2 separate regions of the Homo sapiens genome follow, and region 1 is linked to region 2. Evidence: chromatin loops called from intact Hi-C (ENCODE). Cell type or tissue: Caco-2. All regions are shown on one strand. Links, peaks and the distances in the headings refer to the core of each region. The heading gives the core; the rest is flanking DNA. Region 1 has its middle 45 kb from the start of CDCA7. Region 2 overlaps RAPGEF4 (Rap guanine nucleotide exchange factor 4).

Region 1 (15,167 bases), core at 3,710-11,709, 590 kb after region 2:
TTATTCTAGTGGTCCCAATACAGCCCAGCCTTGGAGCAGGAGATGTAAAGTATGTTTGCATCCACACAGCATGTCATATAGCTTTAAAAGTCATTAAAGAAATTCTCACCAGATTTCATTTCTAGTTGTTGGAGAATTTCTTCCACAGACCATTCAATTCTTTCAATTTATAGGGGGAAAAAATATCTCTGGCTCCAGTCCTCTGAGTGAAGTTGTTGTAATGTCACCCCTTCCACTTGAGTGGAAAGCACGCCCATGAATGCACACACGAATTTCCTTCCACTCTAATCCATGAATATCACTGCCCTTGTTTCCCAGCCCCAGCCCCTAGGGTTTTTGTGTGATACGCCACGCTTTCTATCAGGAGTTAGATTCTCTGTCACAAAACTCCAGTGCTGTGGGTTGGCACGTTTGCTGAATTTTCAAATCAGGGGTTTATTTTCCTGGTCAGTTATTTAATTTATTTTTTAAAGACATCTTTTATTTTCAGTCAAAAAGACAAGTAAAAATAATTCTCAGAGATATGTGTTTAAAGTGAAACGGGTTTTTATTAGGATGTTTGTTTACATCGACTCTACAGAATTCTTTTTAATCTAGAAGCCCCAGGGATTATTATTTCTTTGTCATGGGATCCCTAGATCTTTGTGGGAGGCCTAGAAGCACCAGTTTCTCTTCCATTTAAACAAATTCTATTCAATTCACTTGCATTGGCAGAGCACACCAAAATCTTAATTTTCTCAGCCATGGAGAGTGAAGTCAGCTTGGGAGCTTTTTAAATGTGGATTTTGTTCTTTTTTTTCATCCTAACACATGCCCAGAAAAAGAAAATACACCCTCTTCTCTAAAGCAATGAAAGTGCATAAAGTTTTTCTCCTAAAACCCTTCCTGGCCAGGAGATTATGTGTGAGTGAACCTAAGTATATCTTTCCTATTGGCTTAAAAGAAAAACCCAAGCAAATAAACACTTGTTTTTAAAAATTCAAATCTAAAAAGTGAAAATAAAATTTTCTCTCTCACAGTCTCATTACCCCAGGGATAGTGATTAATAATTGGCATTTGTATCATGCTTTTGAAATAAAAGGTGGGTTGCATTGTCCATAGTGTAATGCAAAAGGCCATTTTCACTCCCTGTTAGACACTTCTCTGTGGCAGAACACAAAGATCCACCTCATTCTTGAGTAGCAGCCAAGGATTCCATAGTTTGGCTCTCTATAATTTATTAACCATTTTCTATCGGATATCTGGCTTTCTACAGATTTTTCCATTAAAAACCTAGATATTGAATCTAATTTTGTCTGAGATCCAGTTGTAATTCTAGCCAGAGATCTTACTTAGAGAGATCTTGGAGACAATCATAATTGTTGGTTGATGATGGCTTTTACCCATTTCTATTCCCAGAAAAGAAGGAAGGCGGCAATCCACAGCCAGTGCATGGCCTGCCTAACATACACAAACGTCCATATAAAACCTCTTTCCTTTTTGCACCCCAGCCTCTTCCAACCTCTTTCCCTACAGGATCTCCTTCTTCTTTCAGATGGAAAGGAAAAGGTTCCAAGAACAATTTGGGGGCCTGGACTTGGCTGATTTACCCAAACTTGTTTGGAGAAATGACTTCATTGTATGTTTCTGGCTCTATATTCCTGGTTTTCTCCTACAGGTTCTCTGGCTTGCTCTGCATCTGGGAAGTGAGGACTGTTGTCTATAGGAAGATTTCCAGTGGCTGGAAGCTTATGGCTGATGATGTAACTCAGCACCAAGTTCACACCAAATCCAGCATTCCTAATTCTAACAAGGTGCTCTTGATCCAAACTTAGGGCATTTGAGGCTCTACGTTCTTTCTCCCCTTCCTTTGTCAGCAAAAACAAGAGTAGGTCAGTAAACTGAAAACAGCGCAGAGAGGACAGCTTTCAGACTTGCTTAGTCAAAGAGCAGAGCTGCGTGTGTTGTGTTTGCACTGTCAGCCCACAAAAAAACAGAGAAGATTTAGGGAGAAAGGAAGGCTATTTACTGGAACAAAATACACGACAGTTCACATTACATATTTTCTTGATGGACACAAAGTGACATCCATACTGATTGACTGTCGGCATGTGCCTCTCCACGGAGCCAGGTTCTGTGTGATGGATAAGCCAGTCTCTGGCAAGTGTCAGGAAGATTATCAAAAGAAAGAGCTGTCTGTAGTTGTTCCCTTTCTGAGGAGATTGACAACTCACCCTAACAAAGGGAAACATTAGTGTGCTATTTGCGTCTCCCAAAGAGACTGTGATAAGATGATGTGATAAATGGTGGGGTGGGGGTGGGAGGGAGGTTGCCATAAAAACACATAAGGTAGCTAAATCGTGAAGTGCAAAGAAAACCTCGGCTCCCACAATTGATGAGGCTTGTTTATTTTAAAAAGGTGAGCTCTTCTGAACAACAAAATTGCCTGCAGCATAAGCACTGGTTGGAGAACAGCAGAAGTTCTCCAACCAGTGTTGCCAACAGCTTCAAGGGAAATCTTAAGTACTCCATGTCCTACCCTTTCCTCTAGTTGCTTTAACACGACCACCGAGAGCATGCGAAAGAAGACACGCCGTGATGTGGAGCAAACCTTAGGTACATCTTTCTCCTCCATGAAATTCAGAGTGGGCTCTGGGTCTGGCATAGCCCCAAGAACAGGGGTTTGTATATGAAATTCACAGAGGGAGTTTATTATGATTCAGAAACAAACAGGGTGAACTTGAGTGTATCCAAATAGGAAATTGTCCGCCAGAGAGGATTTACCCACAACTGCAGCCACTGTCACCCCTCATTAATTGCAGGGATGGCACCAATTTCCAGTGTTTTCAGGTCATCTTGGCAGGCTTGCTTCCCAAGCTAATATATGTGGAAGTCGATGTGCGGTGAACAGGTTGGACTTGGAGATGAAAAGTACTTTGACGGATTGCTAAAGTTCACTGGCACCTTCAAGGATGTTAAAAGAAAAACTTCAGCCGAATTACGAAGTTTAATTGAGCAACGAACGATTTGTGAATCAGGCAGCCCCCAGAATCACAGGAGATTCAGAGAGACTCCAGGGATGCCTCGTGGTCAGAACAAATTTATAGACAAAAAACGGGAAGTGACATACAGAAATCGGAGGTGAGCTAAAGAGACAGCTGGACTGGTTACAGGTTGGGGTTTGCCTTATTTGAACACAGTTTGAACACTCAGCGGTGTGTGACTGGTTGAAGTATGTCTGCTGGGATTGGCTAAGACTTAGCGATTGTTACTGGTGCAGACTCCTAAATTAGGTTTTCAATCTCATCTACCTATTAAGTTAGGTTGCAGTTCATCCACAAGGGCTCAAATATAGAAGTACGGAGTCCTTCTCAGGCCACATTTAGTTTGCTTTAACAGGGAGCACCTACTTTTTTCCTGCCTGACCCTGCATTTTCACAGCATTCCCAGCCCCCGAGTGCTACCGGGAAGTCTCTGGCTCATGGCAAACCAGACCCTGTCTAGCAGGCAGGGACGTCTCCTTTGGCCTGAGTTGTACTGAAAAGCCAGGCACTGGCAGGGATGGAAAAGAAAGACTCTTCTGAGCTTTGTGTGCTGTCAGCCATAAGAGCATTGACTAGTTGGCGAGTATCACATTCTGTCCACATGTTGGTGTCGGTAGAAAACATGGTCAATATAAAAAACCAGTAATAACACCGGGAAGCCTTTCTAATTTATCAGTGTTTCTTCCTACTCTGTGGATACTGGCCTCTACTATTACATTCTTTTCATGACCTATTTTTCTATATTTTTTCAATGTCATACTTTCTCCTGAGACTTAAAGCCGTTTGAATCTTGGAGTGGTTATCCTTTAATCCCTGTGTGGTTTGCATTTTCTCTTTTCTTTTCTTTTCTTTTTTCTTTTCTTGAGTTTTGCTCTTGTTGCCCAGGCTGGAGTGCAATGGAGTGATCTCAGCTCACAGCAACCTCCGCCTCTTGGGTTCAAGCGATTCTCCTGCCTCAGCCTCCCGAGTAGCTGCGATTATAGGCATACACCACCATGTCTGGCTAATTTTGTATTTTTAGTAGAGATGGGATTTTGCCATGTTGGCCGGGTTGGTCTTGAACTCCTGACCTCAGGTGATCTGCTCGCCTCAGCCTCCCAAAGTGCTGGGATTACAGGCATGAGCCACCGCGCCTGGTCTGTTTGCATTGCATTTAAAGCTGTTCCCTTAAGGACGACTGGATGGGAGGCTGAGGTGACTCTTTCACTCACTCCCAATTGATGATGGGAGGGCTACAAGAAACAGGAAGACAAATTCCACTAGTGTGTCTTTGTTGATCAGTGGGAATGACATGATCAGGTTATGCCACTCACCAACTTGGTGCTTTCCAAGACATTGGGAAGCCCTCACCTGGCCTATGGAGGAGGCCAGATATAGGGGTGTTTCCCTCCACATTTAGGTGGCCTCCAGGAGAGAAACTGGCTCCTTCTCCCTGGGGCCAATATTTATCTTCTGAAGGCTTCTCGGATCCATGGATTCCCTAGAGAACGTACGTCATGCTGTTTCCTCTCAATTGATCTTCTTTCAATTCATGCCTGTAGACAACCACGATTTTTGGATAAAATCCAACTCTTTTTTTACCCTAGAGAGTGTCTGGATTACATTACAGGTTATGGGGCCCTCTAACCCCTAGGATTATTGAGGCAAACCAAAAAATGTTTAAGAAAGCCTAGATCTAAAGTGGCCTGTATTTATTATTTATTATTTTCAGACTTGGTAAACAGAAAGTGAGATCCAAAGTGATTTAGAAACAAGTATAGTTGAGGGGAATGGCAAAGTGAGCAGTCAGTCAAAGAAGAAAAGTTTTGCAAGGAGTGGAGAGAAAATGGGTGGCAGGCAATCAAGCTAGACAGAGGAATCAGGGACATTGGAAGGAAAGAAGAGGGAGAATGTATGTGTGTGTGTGGAGGGGGGCGAGGGTGGGAGTGGGGAGAGTGAGAACAAACAATAAGAAGGCCAAGGAGAGAAATCATATTACTTGAGCAAAAACCGGAAACAATAGCATCAAAACAAACAAAACCCAGAGAACAGAGTCCTTCCCAAATTTTCCAGGGTTAGCAGCATCCACCAGGTGATCTGACAGTGACACCAGGTGGCTGATGACACCACGTAGAGGCCTTACCTTAAATCATTTTACCCTAAAAAGCCAAGCTTTGTTTTATAAACCCATCCTTAATGGAAACGGAATGGAAAGAAACCTGGAGATTCTGTATTCCAACTCCTTTACTTTACATTTGAGGACACCAGGTCCTCAAGTTATCAAAACTGACCCACCAACCGAACAAACAAAAAATACAGTCCAAGCGTGCAGACACAGCACTTCATTTTAACCAACTCTGTGACTCTAGCTTTTGTTACTTTTAATCTTTAAAAATAAAATATATCTTAGAGTTAGTTGCCTTCTGGTCAATAACAGGCAACGAATATTAAAACACAAATTGTGACCATTGTATTTGACCAATTCAGATGCACAAGGATATTATGATATAAACTTAATTATGGAGAAAATAATCACAAACACATGTGTAGTACCTTTTGACTTAAACTGATTATTGAAGAGAAAGCATAATTTGACTAGTATTGCCTTTCTTCCATATTTTTAAATGGTTAACAAAAATTACTGCAAACCATTTGCCATTCTAGGAGTAATATCAGATACAGAACATATGTTTTTGTCAGTTTTTAAAGAATATCATGCAGTAAGAGACAGCAGAGGAATTCTAAATGTTTTTAGTGTTTTATATGGTAAAGTGGAATGCAGGGGGTCTATTTTCCCTGGTTAAATCTTAATATGGTTTCATCTAAATTATACATCAAAGGAAGCATTTGGATTATATATAAAAAAATCCACCCTCAATATAAGAATGTGAATCAGCTGGGCACGGTGGCTCATGCCTGTAATCCCAGCACTTTGGGAGGCCAAGGCAGGCGGATCACCTGAGGTCAGGAGTTCGAGACCAGCCCGGCCAACGTGGTGAAACCCCGTCTCTGCTAAAAATTCAAAAATTAGCCAGGCATGGTGGCATGCACCTGTAATCCCAGCTACTCGGGAGACTGAGGCAGCAGAATCGCTTGAACCCGGGAGGCAGAGGCTCCAGTGAGCTGAGATCGTGCCCCTGCACTCCAGCCTGGGCGACAGAGCAAGGCTCTGTCTCAAAAAAAAATAAATAAATAAATAAATAAATAAAATAAAATAAGAAAAAAAAGAATGTGAATCAGCAAATATTAGGTGTGAGGAACATTACAATGGACCTTTATAAAGCAATTTGGCTTTTGGAAAGTAACAACAAACATTCTTGTAGGGAAGAAAATGAAGAAATAAAAATATTTGGGGATAGTTACACCTTATAATGATACATTGAGAACTGGTTCTTTACCTTAAACAAAATTTCTTATATGGCTAACTCTTATAAATTATCAAAAATGAAGGAAAAAATCTTTACAAGGAGTGGCTTAAGTATTTTGACTTGTTTTCTTGGCTAATTTTATTTTTATTTTAAAGCTCTAAAGCCATTTCCTGCTTTGCTTTGGTCAAATTAAAGGGAAAAGAAAAATCAAACAAGAAAATAGAGATGTTGAGTGAAGTTGATGACCATACAGAATAACATATGTGCTTTGTCACTTGTGAACAATTTTCCATCTCTGCACACTTACGAACCCTCTGAGCACCTCCGTGTATTTACTGCTGGCCATGTGGTGATGTCTTCTTGCCAGTGATATAGAACAAGCGGTCCAGGGTAGAGAACAAGCTGCCCCTGTCCTTGGCAGGAATTCAGTCTGTACCTTAGGGTACAGGGCACGCAGGGCCAGGCCCTCCTGAGGCAGTATTTCATCCCTGCCCCAAGGTCAGCTCTGGAAATCTGGGATAGAGAACACCACAAAACAGAGTGGGGAGCAGAAGAACCAGTAGCCTGTCTAGCTCTCCTAACAAAACCCTAGTTATTTTCATCATTGCTCCCAGTAGATGCCCTGATCAGATGCACAAACCAATGATTATGTTGGTAAAGACCCAACATTTCTAATGTGTCTGTGCCTGCGTAGATTCATTTAGACGAATCCATATTATTAAAACAACTTGCACAGAACACGATCACAGATCCTTCATTGACAAACAAGCGAACTGGGCTGCTGATGAGTCTCTGAACTGTCTTTTAGCTGAATTGTTGTTAAATACAAACATGGTCCTTTTTTTTCTAAAGGGGCGCATGTTAAACAATTTAATATTTTAGAAAAATACTTTCCCTTATTTAAATGAAAATAAGTAATGTAGTTTGCAAAGTAAAAGGCAGGGTTTCATCTTTTAGACAAAAAAAAAAATTAAAAGAGAGAGAGAAAGACATGTATTGTCTATTTAACAATCAAAACACTACAATAAAATAAAATAAAATCGTGGTATCATAATAATGAGTTCTCTTTCAAATGGTTTGCTCTGAACTAAATTGTGCTCTTTATGTAATAGAATGACAAATTGTTTAATTCAGTATCAAATATTCATGAGCTGTAAATGTGCTGCATCACCAGAACGGGTGCAAAATCATAAACAAATACTGTAGCATGCACAGAAATGGAAGCTAACAGAAGTGGACGTCTGCACAGATTTTCAACATTGTTGTGGCTTTGCGTCTATGAGAGAGAGAGGGGAGAGAAAGAGAACACCTCCTTCTCCAGCTATCTCCAAATGCTGCCGTGGGAGAATAAAAGGGTGAGAAAGGAACCTGGATGTGGATTCGCATAGCTCCGATTCTCCTGCAGATCAGAAGGCTAAAAGCAAATCAGAGATTAGACCACAATATGACGGAAATTCCTAGACATTTCAAAATGGTGCAGGGCAGTATTTATTTATTAGAAAAGAGTATGCATGTGAACTCTTTTTTTTTTAAAGGTTAGAATGGCTAATTATTCTGAGTATGAATTTTAAAGTGAAGCGTCTTCGATCATTCAGGGAGAAATACATGAGAAACCCTCATTTGCATCATCTACATGGTCATTTGTTTGCCCTTTGCATGGCAGGGCTTCAGAGGAAAATCCAGCTCCAGGCTGCAAGGCTCCGAGAGTCTTCTTAGACCTCTCTGGAACAAATGTATTCACTTAGAATTAGGTTTCTTCTTTTAGCTTCAGCCAAACGCCCTCAGTGCCACACAGGTTTCCCTCTCCTCCCTTTCTCCTTCCCCTCCCCTCCTCTTCTCTCCTTTCTCCAGTATTTATCCTCATAGAAGTGGAAGGACTGGCGTTTAGAAGGAGAGAGGAATATGTCAGTCCTTCAAGGACAACGTACAGGTTCCCTTTGCCCTACAGGGGGCAGACCCTATCATTTCCTAGCTGACACATTTGGCCTCACGGGCTCTCTTCTGGAACCCTTGAGTTCAGAAAGGGTTGAACACTGCCCATTTCCTGCTGCAGTCCCTTCCAGGAGTTCTGTTCCCATGCCTGTAAGCAGTCATTTGGAGTTGCCTAAGAAATCTTTAAGAACTTCACAATATTGAAATCAACTCTTTCAAATGGCATGAAGAATTTTTTGGTTATTAACTCCACCATCTCCCGTTAGCTAAGCTCATTTGTTTTCCCTTGAGAGAAGAGCTCTTCTAGCATCTAATCATACCTAATCTTTCTGCAAAGTTGTTTTCCTAAAAAATTGTGTAAATCAAGTTTTTGTAAATCTAGTCATATGTTTTATGCATCAGGGGAACTTGGAATGTAAAGGAATCTCATGGTGTATGCATACTTCTGTAAAATGAAGATTTGCTCCCTTATTTATTCATTTTTGTAAATCTGAATAATTATTTACTGAGTTGAAGGAGGTATGCCTTTATTTAGGCTTTTGCATTTGGTATCTTTCCATTTTTTATTTTCAAGGTGCCCCAAAATGGCCACACATTCCACCTTTGGAGGAGGAAAACACAGCCAACATGCTCCCTAATTCTAAGTCATAAAGAGCCTCGAAATTCTGTGCCAGTAGTTCATAAGGAGTCCTCGTTTGATCTAGAAAACCAGCAGAAAACCTTGCCGCTGTCCCACAGGAGAGATACACATTTCACACTGACTGGGTTCTACTCCTTCCTTCTTTCCCTTCTTCTTCTCCTTTAGCAAATGAAAAGATGCACAGTACTTGCGATTTCAAATAGAATGGTGTCTGTTAAAGCTTTACCTAGGAGGAATTCCCCAAATCAAGGGACATGGAATTACTCAGCCACAGGAATTCTGGAGAATCCGGTCTCTGAAGATGAAGCTAGAAATGAGCAAAGGTTTACTGTTCGTTGTTTTCCTCGGCAGACAGCGCAGGGTCCTTATGGCATGGAAAGGCTGAGCTGTTGGAGCAGAGTGAAACCTGATTCCCAACATCTGTGCTCTAGACCCCACTCCGAAGGGGGACTTTCTGGAGGTATTTTTCTACTCTCCGTCCCCTGGGTCCCAATTAAGGGAAACACTTTTTTTAGACATGTTATTATCCCATGATAGAAAAGCAGGACTCACTGTTCCTCCTTCCCTCCTTCCCTCCTTTCTTCCTTCCCTCCCTCCCTCCCTCCCTCTCTCCCTCCCTTCCTCACTTTTTCCTTTCTTCCTTTCCCCCATCTAGATGAGCAATGCAAAAGGTCTGGTATTTGAGAAATGTAATTATATTAGTGATAAACTTCATGGTTTAATTTGGGAAATCTCCCAAACCTAAATTCCCAGCCCGGAGGAGTCCAATTAGATCTGGGCTGGGAAAACTAGAATATATTTCAGCGAAGGGGAAATAACCAAGGGGAAGCGAGAACCGCGAATGGCCAAACACTGATGTCGGCTCAAGTCCTCCTCGGAAAATGCCTGTGTATGAGGATAAAGTGGCTGGTGGAAAGTTCACTCAATCAGGGCTGCACGGTCTTGTGGAATAAAATACGTCCAGACAGGGTTACGACGTGCTTTGGATTCCAGCAGGGGGAGCTCTGACTCTGGAAACCGGTCAGTGGCCACCGAACGCTGTTTCACCGGGTCTAGACCTTTGGAGATCAGCGTTCTCTGGTCGCCAAGGTTGGTAACAAGGTCCGTGGGTAATGTCGCTGAACCAGAAACAGAGGTCTCCCTTTGCACAGTCCCCGGTGAGGAAAGCAGTTAACACCTCTGTAGAAACACAGCTGAAGAGGCATTTTAGGAGCAGGTGACCAAAGTCTTACAAAGGCAGCCGGGAAAAAGTCAGGGATGGAAATTAAAGCCCCCGTTTCCTCCTCTTTTTCCCTTCCATACCCCTAGGCATAACTGTTTCTCACTCGGGGGCTGAGCTCTGATATGACATCCTGTGAGGATACCTTTAGCAGGGGGAGCCACAACCCCAATTTTAAAAACTGCCTGTGGTTGGGATGAGCTAGATTTCCTGATGCCATCAGTCAGCTCTGGGCACTGCTGCGCCCTGCTGCTCTCACTTTGGGTGCCTAGGAAGGAGAAACACAATACCTTCGTGCTGTAGCTACATCAGTGCCAAGAGACCCCACTTCCCACGTCTTCTGGACTTGGCTCAGAAGCATCTGCAGAGAGACAAGGAAGCCCCACAAAATGTGGACAAATGCCATTCCAGCCCATGAAATAGCTGAGAAAGAGGGGCTCGGCACAGCATTTTCTAAGCTACGTTGTGTGAAAGGTTGCTGGACCCTAAGGGGCTCCCAGGTATTTATTTCATGCGGTAAAAAGTGTTCTGATGTCAGAGTCTGAGAAAGCCTGTAGGCACTATCTGTGCATTCCCCACTCCCCCAACTTTTGTGGAAAGAAATCTTGTTACAAGTCCTATAAGTTCTACAGTCCAAACAAACAAATGAAAAAGCCCACTTAAATTTGTCTGATCCAGCACTTCCAAAACTTATCTGACCATGACGACCATGACATTTTGTCTTTTCCTTTCCACAAAGCACCTATGTTCTAGGCACTTGTGTCTTGTGGAGCATACCTTGAGAAATACTGAGTATGCATAAAAGAGCAAAGTTCTAGGGGTGAAGAAACTTCTGCATTCCTGTAGATCGGTTCTGATCCTAACGTCTGCTATGATTCTTTTTTTAAGATGGTATTTCGCTCTTGTTGCCCAGGCTAGAGTGCAGTAGTGCAATCTCGGCTCACTGCAACGTCCGCTTCCCAGGCTCAAGCGATTCTCCTGCCTCAGCCTCCTGAGTAGCTGGCATTATAAGAACCCACCACCACACCTGGCTAATTTTTGTATTTTTAGTAGAGATGGGGTTTCACCATGTTGGCCAGGCTGGTCTCGAACTCCTGACCTCAGGTGATCCGCCCCCCTCAGCCTCCCAAAGTGCTTGGATTACAGGCGTGAGCCACTGCGCCAGGCCTGCAGCTATGATTTTTGACATCACGTAGCCTCTCTGAACCTCAGTTTCCTCTTCTGTAAAATGATGACTCCTCCATTCCTACACATCTGCATGGCTCCTGGCTGAAAGGGGAAGGATGGATGTCCGAATATACCTAAAATTTGTGCTCCTGGAGACAGAAATGGATCACACATTTATGTTGAAAGTAGGTTGTAGACTTTTGTCTACAAATAGACAAAATGAACAAAATCTTATGACCAGAGGAGACACTATTCCCCTCTCTTCCTATTTGGCTTATAAATCACAATTCACACCAGTCCTGTGGCTACTTGTATATCTTTATCTGTCTGCTTTGCTTAATCTATGGACTAGCTGCATGCAGCATTCCCTTTGCTATTTATATGCAAGACTGCGAGTTTAAAAAAATTCATGTAATGAATGAATTTTAATTGTTGAGGACATTTATTCAGAGCTTTAATGGGGATTCTACAGATTGCAAGGATTTACAGTCTTTTCTGAGGAATAGCAGGAGCCAGAGTGCATGACGGTGGTATTATAGTTGGGACTGACATTAATGGCATGGTCCAAGTTGTAAAGTGTACACCTGAAGGTTTATTTCTAAATTGCTATAAAGGACAGTGGCGAGGGTGATCAGGTCCTCTGTGCTAAAAGGGCGTTTCTTCTTTCCCCCCAGATCTCTACCTCTCCTTCACTTGAGAATAGAAATGGCAAAAGGAAACAGAATCACCTTAACTGCCTTTCCTTGGGGGTGTTGATCAGATGCATCAGAAGGAAGATAAGGCAGTGTGGCTTTGCAGTATGGCATGACCGGCCACCCAACCACCTTGCTCATGCCCAGCTGCATGCACTTTCTCAGCAATGTTTATCCAACAAACATTGATTGAGCACCTACTATGTGCCAGGTATTTATTCCCATCAAGTGGAAAGTCCTCTTTTCCAAGCTGCAGCTAAGTTCTGGCTCCTCTATGGAGGCTTCCCTGATATTTCCAGGCTTCACTAATATCTGCCAAATTCTAAATTGTTATAGTTGGGGTTACACAATTGAGCAGTCATTATATACTTCTTGGTTGCTGTGGTTTCAAATAAATGTCTAAGATGTAAGCTTCAAGAGAGCAAGGGCTGCGTCCTAATAATCTTTTACTTGCTCTTGGTGCTTCTATAAACACAATTCACCAAATCAGATCAACAAACAACAGACTCTGGACAATCCTTCAGACTACATGTCTCTGCACCTCGAGGTAATACAATGTGTTTTTCAGCCAATAGTGTATGCCGTGCTGTAGGTGCCCTGGCAACTATCCCTAATGTCTACTCTCTTTGTTCTAGTTGGTTTCTGTTTGTTTCAGAATTAGAGGGTCAGATTTGGTGTTTACTTCTCACTATTTGTTATTGATCATGTTGTGCATTAAGATTTGGTAAACTCAGCAGAACTGAGTGGCTTTCTGGGTGGTCTGAATTCATCTCCAAAGGCAACTTCCACTGATGTGGTCTTTTTTCCTGGCTTTCTGTTTTACTAGTTTGTGGCTAATTACGAGGGCTTCAGTCAGTCGATGTAGCCACAGATGACACTAACACCCTAGGTGGCCCAGGGGAGGATTTGTGGAGCTGTGGTGTCTGGGCTTTTTCAGAGAGGCCTGCAGGGAAATTACCGACGTGGGTGTGGACTTTGTCTCTGTCCTTCCTACGCCTCTCCTACTGGCATCCTCCCCCAACTGAGGCTCTGCCTCCACCTGTCCTGGAGTCTGATCTAGGTATTCCCTGCCACAAGCATCTTGCCTAAGTAACTTGGGGCTGGTAAGTGTTTACAGTGGGCCACCTCCCGAGAGCATACTTATATGAAAAATTCATCTGGAATACCCAAAAGTGTTTCATAAAGCCTAACTTGGCTGGTTTTCCCCAACAAATTGTAACCTTTGCACACGTTTTCACAGTCTACAAAATGCTTTCATGCACAGTGTCAGTCGAGCTGTAAAACAACCATGTGAAGTCAGGGGAGTGGTGGAGAGGCAGGGATCAGATGACTTGCACAGTGAGTGCAGAAGAGGTGGCAGGGCTGGAACCCACCAGTTCTTCTGACTTGTCCCTGCCCTGTTTTGCCTTGAATTGTGGTTATTGGAGTAGACATCCTTTATTCTCATAGACTGTAATATGATGTAGTGGAAAAGTAGTCAGTCTGAACACCTGAAACTAAAGCCAGGTCTATTCCTCATAAGCAAGTGGATACTACTACCAATAATAATTATAATAAATCACAGCTCCAGTGTATCCAGCACTTACTATGTATGAGGAATTGTACTCATATTATCTCATTTAATACTCAAACAGCCCTCTGCAATGGAGCTTAGAGCAAGGTTTCACCATCACTAACTGATGCTCAGATTGAAGCCAAGTTTTCTCTGTTTCAAGCCCATGATTATTCAGTTTCTGCCTTGGTTGTTGAGAGGTTTAAGCAAGATAACCATGTGTCTCACATGGTGCCAGATTGATGCAAGTTAAGCTTACAAGAAACAGTAGGTCTGTCTCTCCTTTTCCTTGAGTCTAGGGATGTAATCACCACCCCACCCCACCCCTTGGTATTCCTCATAGCATAGTGTTTTGCATAAGTCAGTCCTAGGTGAACGTTCATTGAGTTAAATGGAAATCAAAGCTGAGAATGAGGAAATTAGTCTGCTCTCCTCAGCAGGTAGGGGAAGTAATGAAGACCAAGCAGTTCCATTGCAAGAGTTGCTGGCATCTAGGTTGGTGCATAATGAGACTAGGGTTGTGGCTTTGGTCCCCAACCACTACCTCCTGGTTCTTCACCCACCACCCTGGCTGCCCCTCTTACAAAGGAAACATCTTTTGTAAGCATCTTTCTGTCTTTCCCCTTCATGTTACTGTATCTACGAGTTCTGTCTACATCGAAGCCTTGCAAATGCCATTCGCATTACCAACTCCCCTGCTATAGGTGCATATATATCCCAACACCTACTCAGCCTGGAGTCCCATACCTCATACTTAGCACGTCTTGTACTGAATTCATTATTCCCTCATCCCACTTAGCTGCTTTTCATGTTAAGCTCATTTGAATCACTTCGAATAATGTTGGTTTTATTGTAAGGATACATAGGTGGGAGAACCTAGTTAAAGCTGAAAAAGCAAAAACCAAAACCAGGCCCCAGGGGAAGAGAAACTGTAATGGGTCAGGAAAAGTGAGAGCCCAGAGCAACTCTTGGATGTTAAGAGCAGGAATCAGGGTGGCTTTTGCATGTGTCGCTAACCTAACTCAGCTATCCCACTTGACACTTGCTTCTGAGTGGCTGGTCCATGCCTGGGATGTGCATTGTTTCTTTACCTGACAACTCTGCTAACTTGTTTCCTCGTTCTCATCTTACTCATATTTCCACTTCTGCATAACTCGTGCATGCCTTGACGCCTCACAAGCCAACTCTAGCTCATGGAATGTCCATGCCAGTTTTAGATCCTACTGAATGCTGCCTCATTCTCTCAGTATTTTTGTGGTTCAAATTGGAGAGAATATGATTTTCTGGCACATATTTTCATGCCATACCTCCTTATCGGTTCTTGACCAGCCTGTGGGCTGGCTACCCTCAAGGGCCCACTGATCCAATCTGTCACTGTGGCCAAAGGTAGGACACTTGGCTGCCTTTTTCAAGAATGTTTTAATCACCCAACTGCCCTATGCTAAGTGAAATAAGCCAGTCGTAAAAGACCACATATTGTGTGATTCCATTGATATGAACTGCCCAGAACTATATATAAAGGCACATCTCTATATAAACTAGATTAGTGATTGCTTAGGGCTGTGGGTGGGGGTGGGGGATTGGGGCATGACAGT
Region 2 (15,167 bases), core at 3,193-11,192:
CACAACCTCACTGTTTAGAGCCAAGAATCTCGAGTCTGAAAAGTATGACCCATAAAAGGCCACCATCAGGTATCACTATGAAAATGTTCCAAGTCTTATTTCCACATATTCAGGATTCAGAAAAAAACTGAAGGAAGAGAATCAGTTAATTGTGAAATCTGAAAGAATTGTCCAAAAAAATTAAAGAATTATTTAAAGGGACAAATAACCTTCTGCCAAGTGTCATATTTAAGGCAATGTTTTGGAGGCTTTTTCATAGGTAGCACACTTCAAATGTGAGAAACATTTATGACACACCAAATTTGAGGTTTACATTTTTTAGGAACTTGTATGTGTATTGAAGTTGTGGGCAGTCACCATCTTAAAAATGGAGTGGTATCCCAAAAGATTGCTGGTAAGGTGTGCATTTGGAATTTGCGATGTAGTTTCCTGGGTGATACCCATTGTAATGGAGGGTTAAATTCTCAGGCCAGTGTCCAAATCCTGTGTAATCCATAGCATACTCTTTCTGTGCATCAGTGCATGAAAATTCCATTAGACACAGCCTGGAACCTGTGCTTCCCAACTTTGATGGTACTTTTCCTCTTGCTGTCTCTCACAGGGCTGGCTTTCTCTTGGATTTCAGAGACAGTCAAGGTGAGAGGTGGGTTTTGATTCTTGTAAGCGGCCTCAGTTTCGAATGGGAAGGAGAACAGTTAGCATTTCTTGGATATTTGCCATATCCTATATAATCAAGATATTTATCCATATGTGATTTATCCAGTCCTTCTTGGATATTTACTTGGCAGTGTTCCAAGCACTTAACAGGTATTTATTTACTTCTTTAATCCTCAAGTCAACCATGAGGTAGGTCGTATTACTGTTCTCATTTTACAGATGAGAAAACGAAGTCCCCGAGTGGTTAAATAACTTACCTCGAGTATTGTATCTAGAAATTAGAGAAACCAAGATTAAAACCCAAGCAGTCAGGCACCTGAACAGATGCTCTTCACCACTGCTCTCCACCATTTGACTCTTAAGAAACATGAGGCAACATGCAACTTCCCTCTCTCCCTGCCTTTTGTCATCCTTTCAGATTACCCCATGTCCTTCTTTCTGCATATCTCCTACCTGTGGATGCTGTCCTGGTGGGGACTCTCTGGGCTTTTTTGCTCAGAGCTGCTCCTGGTACTTCCTTTCCCCAGGTTTTACCTGCATAGATGTTCCCTGGGGACAGGGCCTACACAGGATCATTCTGCTCAGTTCCTCCTGCAGCTCGAGTGGTTCCTGAATGAGTGATAATGGAGAGAGTGGAGAAGCTGAAAAGAGAAATGTGACAAAAGAGAGGAAAGGGAAGCAAGATGAGAATTAAGGAGGAGAAAAGAAAGAAGAGGAAATCTCGAGAAGGAGAGAGAAGGAGAATCAGAAAAGGAAGAGCAGATGTGCCTAAGGGGATGATACATAACACCAGCTCTTATGTGCTGACACACCAGATGTGAAAGCTGGCCGAGATTTTGATGGTATTAAAATAGTATCTGGCCAGGGGTTTCGGGAATATTGCCCTTAACCAGTTATCTCTCACCATGGCATCCTAGCCATGCTATAATAACCCATAATAGCAGGGTTATTAGCTACAGATTCAACAATTTTAACTAAACTTTTAATTTTAGATTTACCTATAATTTTGACCTCAAAACCAATGCAGAGAACTTACCTAAGCTGGGCTCGGTCTTCTTTTAGTTGTTAGGAATGAGTTAATTTAATACCAAAGCTGGCTTACTGCTTCCTTTATGTATTTCATCCCACAATGTTCAACCAGAGTTTTCTGGATGGATTTGTATCACTAAAATAAAAGGAAGAGAAAGCTCATTGACTCCTACACCCTCTAGCCCTCTAGAGTACAGCCTGAGATAAACAGGGCCCAGCTTTCCAGCCAGTTCTGAAGGTAGGACATGGTCCAGCCACATGGGAGAAAGAAGCTAAGGAGAATGACCAAGATGGCAGAGCCCCCTTCCATGCCAAGATGCTTGCAAGGGAGAAACAAAACTGCCATATCTACCCATGCTGGCCTTGTGATGGGCTCTGGGTCTCTGCCCACTAACAATGTGGTAAATCAGGGGGATTGTTTATCATGACAGAGTAGTGCCCCATACAAGTCAGGGTTCTTCAGAGAAACAGAATCACTAAGAGATAGAGATAGAGAGAGAGAGAGACAGGTTTGTTTTTAGGAACTGGCTCACATGATTGTGGGGGCTGGCAGGTCTGAAGTCTAGAGCTGGCAGGCTGGAGATTCAGGTAAGAGTTATTGGCAGAAGCAGAATTCCTCAAGAAACCTCAAGGGAAACCTATTTGCTCTGAGGCCTTCAAGTGAGTAGACGAGGTACACGCACATCATGGAGGGTAATCAACTTTAAGGTCTACTGATTGTAAAGGTTAATCATATCTAAAAAATATCCTTACAGCAACATCTAGATTAGTATTTAACCAAACTACTGGCCATTATAGTCTAGCCAAGTTGACACATACAATTAACCATAATAGACCCCAATGAGGAGGGAAATGGGGTTGGGTGAAGGCCATGGGTAAGGAGCAAGGAGAGACCTAGAATTCCTACCCCTAGAGACCAGAAAAGATCATTGCTAAGTGCCTTCCTTGTGTGGCTCGTGTGAGGGGTTCCATGGACATTAACTGAATTAATCTTTAGGCATTTGTGTCCTGTTTTACCAAAGGCTTGAAAACAAGGCTCAGTGACATAGGTGCAGCTTTCCCAGGGCCACACAGGTGTACATGGGCAAACTGAGATTTGAATTCAGGTCTGACATCCTCCAAATTGCATGTTCTTCTGCTGGGCGCACTCATGAACAGAGGTGTGAGGAGGATGATAAAAGTGAAGGAGGAAAAGTTACACAGTCTAAAAGAAAACTGAGGAAAGAGAAAAGAGGTGATGGCACAGAGTCAAGTCTTTCAGGGAGGATGGGGCAGAGTTTCTTGCCAGCCTGCTCCTTGCTGCCCTGCATGTCTGCTTTCTCATCTGAGAGCCAGAGGGATGTAGTGACAAATTCCCAAACTTAGCACTAGGTTTCAGACCCTCAGTGGGGTGTGAGCCAGGATGGTGGAAGAAGAGCGGGAGTGGCTGCTGGCAATGGGCGCCTATGACAGGAGGCTATGTGCCCAGTGTGTCACAAGCATTATCCCACCAGCACTCACCACACTGCCCTCCCCTTAGTGCTGTGGTTTGTCTCATTTTAGAGGCTAGATATTCAACAGCTTGCCCAAGGTCATAAAGCTGCTGGGTATCTGGGCCAGTTCTTTGTGATTCTGGGGCTCAATGCTTGCCCATTGTGGTTGTATAGGTGCCAACCAGAAGGACCGGAAGGGGAAGGAAGAGAGGTGGGGAGCTGAGCCAGCCATTAAGGAATAAGGAATGCAGGGAGGAGCTTTCCCCTTGCAGCTTCTCCAACTCCCACCTGGGTGTCTGATGCAGCTCTGAGCCCCACAGCCCTCCCCTCTAAGCCCACTGCCCAGGTGCTGTTGGAGGCAATCCTCCTCCTACCCTCTCTTTGATCTGGCGATGCACAGTGAAAGGGGTGTGGCCCTCCCTCCAAAGGGCATCTGGATTAGAGGGTGGGGTAGATAAGTGTAGGTGATAGGGAGGGAAAGTGAAGTACACTGTGTACAAGATGGAGACAAAATGGTTAGAACTGACGGTGATGGGATGTGGAGGTGTAGAGAGAAAGGGAGGCTCCTGACTTGGGTGAAGAGGTGGACAGTGATGCTACTAATGGAAATGGGAATACATGAGGGAGACCACCTTTCCCAGATTCTGCAATAGTATTTTATGCTATACATTTATTAGGTATGTATATTAGTCCATTTTCATGCTGCTCAGAAAGACATACCTGAGACTGGGCAATTTACAAAAGAAATGAGTTTATTGGACTTATAGTTCCACATGGCTAGAGAGACCTCACAATCATGGCAGAAGGCAAGGATGAGCAAGTCACATCTTACATGGATGGCAGCAGGCAAAGAGAGCTTGTGCAGGGAAAATCCCATCTTTAAAACGGTCAGATCTTGTGAGATTCATTCACTATCAGAGAACAGTACAGGAAAGACCCACCCCCATAATTCAATTACCTTCCACCAGGTTCTTCCTGCAACACATGGGAATTGTGGGAGTTATAATTCAAGGTGAGATTTAGGTGAGGACACAGCCAAACCATATAATTCCATCCCTGGCCACTACCAAATCTCATGTCCTCACATTTCAAAACCAATCATGCCTTCCTAACAGTCTCCCAAAGTCTTAATTCATTTCAGCATCAACTCAAAAGTCCACAGTCCAATGTCTTATCTGAGACAAGGCAAGTCCCTTCTGCCTATGAGCATGTAAAATTAAAAGCAACTTAGTTATTTCCTAGATACAATGGGGGTACAGGCATTGGTTAAATACAGCCATTCCAAATGGGAGAAATTGGCCAAAACAAAGGCTACAGGCCCCATGCAAGTCTGAAATCCAGCAGGGCAGTCAAATCTTAAAGCTCCAAAATGATCTCCTTTGACTCTATGTCTCATATTCAGGTCATGCTGACGCAAGAGGTGGAAGGCGTGTTCCCATCGTCTTGGGCAGCTTGGTCCCTATGGCTTTGCAGAGTATAGCCTCCCTTCTGGTTGCTTTCATGGGCTGGCATTGAGTGTATGCAGCTTTTCCAGGTGCATGGTGCAAGCTATTGGTGGATCTACCATTCTGGTATCTGGAGGATACCAGCTGTTTTCACAGCTCCACTAGGGGTTCCCCAGTAGGGACTCTGTGTGGGGGCTCTGACCCCACATTTCCCTTCCGCACTGCCCTAGCAGACGTTCTCCATGAAAGCCCTGCAGCAAACTTCTGCCTGGACATCCATGCATTTCCATACATCCTCTGAAATCTAGGCAGAGGTTCCCAAACCTCAATTCTTGACTTCTGTACATCTGCAGGCTCAACACCACATGGAAGCTGCCAAGGCTTGGGGCTTGCACCCTCTGAAGCCATGGCCCGAGCTGTACCATGGCCCCTTTTGGTCATGGCTGGAGTGGCTAGGATGCAGGGCACCAAGTTCCTAGGCTGCACATAGCACCAGTACCCTGGGCTTGGCCCATGAAACCATTTTTTCCTCCTAGGCCTCTGGGCCTGTGATGGGAGGGGCCACCATGAAGATCTCTGACATGTCCTAGAGACATTTTCCCCATTGTCTTGGGGAGTACATTTGGCTCCCTGTTACTTATGCAAATTTCTGTAGCTGGCTTGAATTTCTTCTCAGAAAATGGGATTTTATTTTCTATCACATTGTCAGGCTGCAAATTTTCCAAACTTTTATGCTCTGCCTCCCTTATAAAACTGAATGCCTTTAACGGCACCCAAGTCACCTCTTGAATGCTTTGCTGCATAGAAATTTCTTCTGCCAGAAACCCTAAATCATCTCTCTCAAGTTCAAAGTTCCACAAATCTCTAGGGTAGGGATAAAACGCCACCAGTGTCTTTGCTAAAACATAACAAGAGCCACCTTTGCTCCAGTTCCCAACAAGTTCCTCATCTCCATCTGAGACTATCATGAGAACAGTGCAGAAAAGACCTGCCCCCATAATTCAATTTCCTTCCACCAGTTCCTCCCATGACATGTGGGAATTGTGGGAGTTACAATTCAAGATGAGATTTGGGTGGGGACACAGCCAAACTGTATCAGTATGAGTGATTTGATGGAATTTTTTCTGAAAAAAAAAATCAACCTCTTTCTTGCATATGGTGGTAGAAAGATATATCTGTATATAAATTTCAAGAATACATGGGGTGTAACTATTCTATTTGACTCAAATTCATATTGCCTTCCTGTTTCAAGTTAATATTACTTTTTCTCCCTTCTTGTCATTCCCTTATATTTTTTACTGTCTAGGTTAAAAAACACACAGCTTCTTCTGTGTAATTGGTCTAGCAAATTCTTCCTGAATTTTTTGAATACTGGGTTGAGGGTCCTACTTATTTTTCATCAGCAATATACCCAGAGCATGTAGTAGTAACTGTTCATTTACAGAGCATTTCAGGAACTTTCTTTGGTTTGAGCCTACCCTGTTTGGGAAACAGCTATGCTGTTTCTTGCTTAGTGCCTGATGCCTGAGTAGCTGTTCAGGATGACGCAGTGGTGAGCCTGGGAACGGGGAGTACCTGGCCTCCTGAGCCCATCCAGCATTCTGCCTCTGCTCTCCTGTGCTTTAGGCAGTGCGTGCAGTCATTCCCTGGGGAATCTGCAAAGCCTGCAAGGCATCTGCTCCCAAGGGCACCTGCTCACAAGCTCCTCCAGTGTCCGTAGTGGGGTGGAGAGGGGTGATGGGGATCCTTTTTTGCCCCTGGATTGCTGAAGCCTAAAATTATATATTAAAAAAAGTCATGATTCTACATTTCAGAGAAGTATTAACTACAGACATTTCGATGAGTGCTGATGTACACTTCAGGCCCTCTCTTAGGAAGGGAGGATGGAGAAAAAAGCTATCGGGCTGCAGGACTGGAATGGCTCACCTTCCAGTGTCACCCCTGGTCAGCCCACCCACCAGAATGGCCAGAAGTTGGCCATTGTAGGAGGCGTGAGTTGCAGGCTGACTGGGCCTTACCCCATGGGTCTTCTCTGGGCCCAGGAAGCATCAGATAGTGGCATGGATTCCTGCTGAGCAGGGGAACCCACTGCTTTCCCCTCTCACAGTCAGGCCCTTTCCAGGCAGGCCCCAGGACCACATGTTGCTTCTTCTCTTTGTTTTCCTCTCAGTCAAGTTTCCCTAATTCAAGGCTTCAAGAGACTGGAGGGGAGACAATGGTCCCTGGACGGGAGGGACGGTGGACTCTGTCTGCCTCTCGGAGACCCTCCCTTAGGAGCTGGGGCTGCATTGCTTTCATTTCTTTTGTTACTGCCTTGAAAACGTGTTTGTCCTAAGAATTGTAGGAAATGCATAGATTATTCTGCCCCTATTACTTTCAGGAACTTTTAAAGGCTGACAAATCCTTGTAATTATCTTTCTATAAATTATATTTATTTCACTACTCTATAAAATGAAACCTACTGCAACACTCTTACCACTATGCGTAATTATCAGAGGCATCTCTCCCAGCTTCTCAGACACCCTTCCTGCCTTAGCCATTCTTCATCTTAACCCAAGGAAAAGAGCACCAAGAAGGGGACCTGCCCACAGACCACTTCATCCTCCTAAGGTGTCCCAACCTGGCTGACATGTTCACGTAGATTTCCACTGGGAACATCCACTTGGCCTCTATCAAGGATTAATCCTTCCATTTCGCCAATAATATCTGTCCCCACCTTCAGTCTCTTGCCTGAGCCTAACCAGGACACATCCACCTCCAGATCCCCACTGCTGTACTTGTCTGCACAAGATCCTCTCCTGTCTTGGTGCCTGTGTAACTTAAAAGTTACATAGGGCTAAAAGTCAGATATTTTGCCTTCCCACTAGAATGAATAATACTATGGGTGTATTTTTTCTCAGTAATATTTTAATCGATTTAGGGTTAGAGATGAACATTGGGACAAGTTATAAGCAATAAATAACAAGCTTAAAAACAATAAATAGGATTATAAATCTCATTGTATCAGATATTATCCGGCTGTGTGTGTGTGTGTGTGTGTGTGTGTGTGTGTGTGTGTGTGTGTTTACTTCAGAGACAGAGAGAAAGGGAGAGAGAAGGTCCTGTTTTTCTCTGCAGATTTTTTAAGTGAGGGGCTTTTTTGGCATAGTAAGTATCAAAATCCTAGATATATATAAGATTTTAAATTAATCTTTACCTCTCAAAAAGTAAAAAGGCTTTTCCAGTCATAGGAAAGAAGAATTTCAAATGGCTGCTGACAGAATAAAGTTTATATTGCAAGATAGAAAATGGATGGTTTATTAATTCTTTAAAACCTTTACATCTCTATCACAGATGCCTATTGAAAGCATTAGTATTTACCCAATGCAACCCACGGTGGTTAAATTCAGAGCTCCTTTGAAATTCTATTGCCACTTAATTGGCTGTGGGTATGCACAGTTAGCTTACTTGTAAATTGGGGATAATAGCTCTTATCTTAAATGAGCTGATGTATGTAAAGCACTTAGTACAAAGCCTGGGATAGAGGCAGAGGGTCTGTGCTTTTTGAAATTACCATTTCAAGAAAAGTTGGTTGCAATGACTGCAATGCTGTTGTTTTATCACAAGAGGGCAGTGCCAGAATAGAAAACGCAGGAAATGTACTTGGGATTTGAAACAGTAGAAGTTTAACAATGTTGTTCAGCCATTTCATGGATCAGAGAATCCGGGCTACACTTGGCCTTGGTCATCACTTAATTTCATCCCCTCATCTATCACTGTGAAATTATCTGGCACATTTTAGCTCAATTTCAGAAAAAAATCTCATACTAGTTTTCTCCCTAAAGTAAAATAATATGCTTTTATTTGCCTTCTCTTTTTTCCTTCTACAGTAACAAATGTTTTTAAGCATTGCATTTTTGTTTACAAAATTTGAAGAACATGTGTGTTTCGTTGTAATGCGGATCTCTCTACCTTTGTCTGTCTTTCTCTTTGCCTCTCTGATTCTTCTATTCACTCATTTCACTCCGTTATTTTCAAACAGAGAACACTGCCATCATTGGAAACATTTTTTTTCTGAGCACATTTATTGAGCCCATAAAACGTGAAAGGTGCCAAGTCCACAGCAGTTGTTTGTAATCTCCTCCTACTTGTCTATGCTCAGGTCAGGCTATTTGTTAGGAGCTGATTGGGAGTTTATTGAGCATCCTGCATCCTGCATTTAGTTTTTTTGCCGTGTAATTCTTTGTTTGGGTGGTTGGATGCAAAACTGCGTCACAATGCTGGACAGACTGGCTCTCCACTGAAATGAGGCTGGCCTCCCTGATTCAGTTACCAGAATGCTAATGCTAGTCCATTCTCATCAAACCTTCCTGCGGCCGGCTTGCCTGATCTTGTTAAGCTTTATTGAACATGCTGATTCCAGGGATGTGTTCTAAAAGTAACAGACCTTGTCTTTGCTGTTTGTTAGAAAACACATTTGCCTGAGAAGTATTTTGCCCTCTTGATTTGGCAGGAAATGCTTCTGCAGCACATACAATCTAACATCTTGACAAATTAAGAGATTGGGTTCCATTTAATTTTATTACTTAAGATGACTTGGAGCACCCAGTAAATTCCAGCACTAAATTCAAGTTCGTGAAATAATCCCAGGTGCTGTGAAACTTAATGGCAAATATTGCCTGTAGGCCTAAAATAAAACTTATAAAAATATTTGCCTTGTTAGAATTTATGTTCACACCTGTGAATAGCCACTGCAGTCCAGCCTGGGCAACATAGCAAGACCTCATCTCTAAGAAAGAAAAAAATATGTTTCTGTCTCCACACATTTAAAGGAGCAATTATTTTTCCCTTGGTGTTAACTCAGTATATGTCCAAAACAATAAATTTGCCATGAGACAATGAACTCTTCTTGAGCCATGAATATGGAAGTGAGTTAAATGTGCATAATAAGATGATCTGATAGCCCTTGAAATTACAGTACAATTTTTAGAAAATCTAGATGTACTTACCACAGAGAATTCTTATGTCTGTTTAATTGATTGTTAGCTATTTTAAATTCCATCAGAATACCTATAACTTGTGTAAGTTGGATTTCAGCTGATGCTTATAGACATTATTTATTTGCAAGGCACAAGTGCCTTAGCTTGAATACCAGTCTTAGTTATATGACACATAACCATTGGCTTTCTTAACACCATTCCCATTTCCATACTGTTTACTATATTTACAATGAAACAAATAAAACGCCTCATATGAGAATGTCTGCTTTAAGAAAACCCAGTGTACATAACTCAGACGTACAAAGCAGATAAATTAAGAGGTGATTAGTTGCAGTACAAAAGGATTCTTTGATTTACAGCACGGTTTGTCAGAAGGGTTCCTTTGAATACGAGCTCCCCCAGAGAGCTGAAGTGTTTTGCAGATCATTCAATCCACTTGACATCCAGACTAGGGGACAGAAAAACTTGGAATTTAAGTGTTGAAAGCCATCATTAGTTGAAGATTAACAAAATGAATATAGAGATTCTCTATTATTTAAATGATAGAAAAAAACTGCTTTGCTTTTTAGAAATATGGATAACCCATACATGTTTGTGACTAAGTCAGAAATAATAATTTCCATTATTTATGGATCACCTGTTATGTGCCAGAAACTATACAGCACTATAATGGACTCTGTGTATTACTTTATTTTGATTTAATACTGCTAATGATATTACAAGTAAGATTGTGCCCATTTTACAAATGAAGATACTGAGGCTCTGGGGAGCATTTTGCCCAAAGCCCACAGGTCAGTCATTGGCAGAGATAAGTTTTGAATTAAGTCTACCAAGGCCCGTGGCTTTTCCACTCTGCTGCTTCCAGGGGATTTTCCCTGCTGAGCATTGAGTGTTCTGACCATGGGTAGCCTCCACGTGGGAGTCCTTTGCCTGATGCCCTGCCTTCCAGCATGGGCGGCTTCATCGACATCTTTATTAACTTACCTAATGCCAGCTTTTATGAATGAAGTTAACTGGACCCTGCATATCCCACTGAAAACACTGTGCCAAGACAGTGCTCATGACTTAACTTCAGCTGGTGCCTGGCTGGGTAAAGGAAAAGAACCTGGAATCTGGGGGGCATCCATGATGGAGGTGGGAAATATCTCGAGGGCATGTTCAGGCAGCACTGGGCAGGAGGGGCAGAGGAAGCAGGAAGGTGGTGTGACACAGCCCCCAGGTTAGTGTGGGGAGGGGCCAAGGCTGGTCTAACCAGGGGTAGCATGATGAGACTTGGCCTGCTGATGGGAGGGAGTCAAAAGCAGGCCCAGTGGTGGAGATGGGCAGTGGGCAGGCTGCCTAAGAAGTCTGGCCACAGAAGGACTGCCAGAGAGGAACTGGGACCCAGGAAGGGCTGTCAAGACAGGATACTGTCACTTTGAGAAGAATTAGGGTACCCAGCAGGTTATCAAGGCAGAGACTCTGAAAGACAGAAACTCAGTTTCTCCAACCAGGGTCAGAACTCAGTTATTAGAACTGGGACACAGGATCAGAGTGGGAAAAGCAGAAATGCCGATTTTATTTTATTTTTTTAGAGACAGAGTCTTGCTGTGACTCCCAGGCTGGAGTGCAATGGTGGGATCATAGCCTACTGTAACTTTGAGCTCCTGGAATTAAGGGATCCTCCTGCCTCACCCTCTTGAGTAGCTGGGACCATAGGCAAACACCAATATGCCTGGCTAATTTTTAATTTATTTTTTAGAGATGGGGGTCTCACTATGTTGCCCAGGCTGGTCTTAAATTCCTGGCTTCAAGCAAGCCCCTCACCTCCCCTCCACCAAGTGCTGGTATAACAGGAATGAGTGATTCAATTCAATTCTTAATTACCTGTTTGTGATTGTTTAAATTTCCCCTAATGAATAAGAGGATTGCCTGGGATGGATTTGATCCTCTAAGGAGGATCAAGTGGATCTCAATATTGGAATTGGAAGATTAGAAGAGGAGCAATGCCAAATGTTTTATATTTTCCTAGTGATTTTGACTTATTTGGTATTCAATAAATACACAGATTGGCTGACTGAAATAAGAATCAATATAAATTAAATTGGTACCTTAACAGATTTTCCAACTGAACCTTGGCTAAGAGGTACTTATACTTACTAGGACAATCTAAGAAGTATGTGGGTAGATCATTAGACTGACTAGTTTCTGATCTCAGCTCTTCTACTTACTAGCCATCGTCTTGGGCAAGTCACTGAATATCCTTGAGCCTGATTTGCTCAACCTATAAAATAGCAATAGTACTACTGATATTGCTGGATCATGTTAGTAAGAGTGTCTGCAATTTATTAAGCATTTGTTTTGAGTCAGGCACTATGCAAAGCAGTTTAAATACATTATCTCATTCACCTGTTGTGAGGAATAAATGAGGCATCGTCATTGAGACACTTGGCCAGTGTGTGGCCCAGTTCCCACTCACACACATGCAGATCAACATGCATGCTGCTGCACAATGGGACTAAGGATGGGTGGATAATTAAGTAAGGAGGTCTGTGTTTTAGAAGGAGGAGAAGGAGTGATCCAGTGGACTGAGAAATGAGATAGCTGGATCAGATTGGAGGAAAAAGCCAGATGGCGTGTCGGTGATATGCCAGAGGCGATTTTGTGTGTGTGTTCCCATCAGCCCTTGTTATCTAGCAGAATTGATCTCAGGTAACCCAGTATGTTTTCCTAACAGAATGAAGTCTTCCCATGTGTCACCCAAAACATACTGCCCTTACAGTGTGTCTGATGCAAGTGGTAAGTGACACTCTGGCCTCTGTCCTTATTACAGAAGTCTCTTTGGGAATGCTGGTTTGGTCCAGTACCTCCCCAGAGGTCTCAGTGCAATTTAGGACCCACGGCCATCTTGGCTCACCCACCTCCTTGTTTTCGGTTTCCCCAGAAGCAGACCTGGAGAAAAGGATTTGGCTACAAGTGGTTTTTTAGAGATGATCTTGGGAAATATGATAACAGAATGGGAAAATTAGACAAAGAAGGAAGGAAAGCCTATCAAAGTGTTCTAGTAAGAGCATTTCCACTGTAGGCAACTGGACTCACTCCTTCAGGGGGCCTGCTAAGAAACTGTGAAGGGCAAGGAAGCTGGGGTGTTTATCTTCCCACTCTCATGTCCTACCACTGTCATGGCAATGGTTGCCCCTTTAAGGCATTAACTGCCTAGCACTCTGCCCTCAGGCAGAGCAAGGGTGCAGATGCTCGAGGTGGCACACTGCACAGAGCCATCCAGAAAGCTACAGATGACATCAGGGGTGAGTGCAGAATCTGGCAGGGCTCCAGCAGCATCTGCTAAACCACCATCACATATTGAAGTCGGGTTTTTAAATCTTTACTTCCCTTTTGAAAGTTCTCAAAACAAAGTGCAATCTTATCACAAAATAGGACATTCCTTCACTGTTACCATTTCATGTTCCCTGCATAGGTGCTGATTGCTTTCATCAGTCTCTGTGTTACTGTAAACATCTTCTTTCAGATGGCCTCGCTGAATATTAATCTGCAAATGAGCAGAAAATTAATAAAAGTGCTCTTTTGAATAGTCCCTATTAAATAAGTATTGAGGCATGAGCAGTATGTATAAGCGTAAAAGAAACGGTTATGTTACATCCAGAAACAGACACTTTCAGCAGCAGGCGAAGGCAGGCATTAAGCCCATCTACAGGGTTTCAGACTTGGAATCCTGACCCATGGAGATCTGGTTAGATGTTAGTGTGGATATCTAAGAGTGCTTCTTCTACATCCACTCATATTCATCCTGTCCATTCTTAATCTACCTTTCATCATACGTGCTGAGCAACATATATTAGTTCTGCTAAGTGAGAGAACATTTGGATGTCAATTTCTTTATTTGAAAATTACTCTCGCAGCACATTGCAAGGCCCTGCCTGTGATTTAAATGTAAATAAGGGCTAGCACCCATAGACTGTAAAGATAGTGAATAGTCTTCAGGGTGAAAATGTTCTTCTTGGCACCTTCTATTTCTCTGTGCCCAATTATCCCAATGCCCAACCATACCTCCCAAATTCATTCAGATTTCTAAGTATATTTGTCCTAAAAAATACTCTGAATCTGCTGAAAGTTTGAACTTGCAAACCATACTCCTTTCAGGTGAGGTTTTCCAGTCCTACTTTTAAGATCATATCTTGTAATTTGTGACTCCTTGTCCTTAAATTTGAGTGGACGCAGTGTGAAAGAGAAGATCTGGAAAGGACTGATCCCATACTTAATTCTGGTAGAAGAATTGATTCCTGAAACAAGCCCAGGGTGCTTGAGCTGATGACTGCAGCTGGGTACTCACTGGCATGGTTTTCCCCTTACAGAGGTGGTCCTGACACAGAAATACACCAAGGAGTACAGTCGGCAGCACTACCGTGATGAAATTTTGTTGTATGTGATAAAGGCATGAGTCAGGTTGAAATCTCCTGGGAAAATCCAAGAAGAAATCCAATCTTGTGTCTTTATTACAAGAGTTGATTATTGGCGAAAGACAGGCTCACGTGTGTCTCCCAGCCTCTGTATTTCCTTGTGTACTGTTTGGTGACAAACTACTCGTGTCAGGGATGGGAGGTGATAAAGAAGACTGATTAATCCATAAACTGTACAGCTAGCTCAGGAATAACTGAGAGCATCCTAGTTCTTTTGCATTATACTTCGCAAATAACCATATATATGTAAAATATGTGGATGATGTCAGTGGTATTACTTAGGGTCCATTTCAGGTTTTTAAGACATGCTGGAAAGTAAAAATTAGGCAAAAGAATTCTTTCCGAAGGGTTCAGGTGATAGAAAAATGAAATAGGCTAGTGGGAACTTCAGGGAACCTGCTATTCCAGAGAATTGTGAAAGTCTGTGATTTATCATAATCTATCTTGTGTTTTTACTAGCATTTAAAAATTGCTCAGAGAGACCTAACTCATTGACTATTGATATTTCAGTTCTGGGGATATTTTTGAGTGAATTTGTTTGCAGTTGCCTTTCTGCAAAATTTATTAGCAGGCTTTTCTTCACTTCTTCCCTGATCTTTTATTCTTTTCTGAGATATTGATTTTATTTTCCCTAACATAATTTTATATGGTAATATCTGTGCAGAAGCAATTTGCTATGGTTGAAGGAACTGGATTCTTATGGGCATTTGTCTTAGTAATGTGATTACAGAGTCACTAACTTGATCTTAATAACATTTGCCTATTATCGTATATTAGATGCATGAAAGGAAAACTGGGCTTTCTAACTCAGAGGATTACCCTTGTGTGTCTCCCTTAGTTTATAATGCCTTACAAAATTAATGTCCAGGTGATTTTGAGTGGCTATTTGCATTATTTGAAACTAGTTAGGATTAAATCCAAACATTATCACCAGTGTTGCATGCAGAGAGGAAATTACTTTTTTTGGTACACCTTAAGAAACTTTTAAATCATCGATTCATGACATTTTATAAGCTAGTCACACCGTACTTCATCGGATGCTGTTTTTACTCTGTTGTGGCTGCAGGAGGCAGCATGATACAAAAATCTTGTAAACTTATAGTCAGATTTGGTTAGAATCTGGCCACA

What was found. Peaks named below come from ENCODE experiments on the same cell type or tissue, not always from the same donor. Only the 100,000 strongest peaks of a DNase experiment are listed, where the experiment ranks them.
Region 1: it touches region 2 in a loop (4-fold over the local background); 7 of 110 quality-filtered maps call a loop at or near these places.

Annotation. Positions count from the first base shown.
Region 1 is chr2:173,392,645-173,407,811 of GRCh38, forward strand. No RefSeq gene overlaps it. Among named protein-coding and RNA genes, the nearest start is that of CDCA7, 45 kb to the left of the region's middle. RefSeq lists a silencer at 9,852-10,021. In Caco-2, for the core only: CTCF peaks have their summits at 8,299 (motif pointing right) and 9,946 (motif pointing right); a DNase peak (open chromatin) is centred at 9,947.
Region 2 is chr2:172,798,394-172,813,560 of GRCh38, forward strand. All of the region lies in intron 3 of RAPGEF4 (Rap guanine nucleotide exchange factor 4), which reads left to right. Among named protein-coding and RNA genes, the nearest start is that of RAPGEF4-AS1, 70 kb to the left of the region's middle. RefSeq lists a silencer at 4,971-5,161. In Caco-2, for the core only: a CTCF peak has its summit at 8,193 (motif pointing right); no DNase peak of the experiment used is centred there.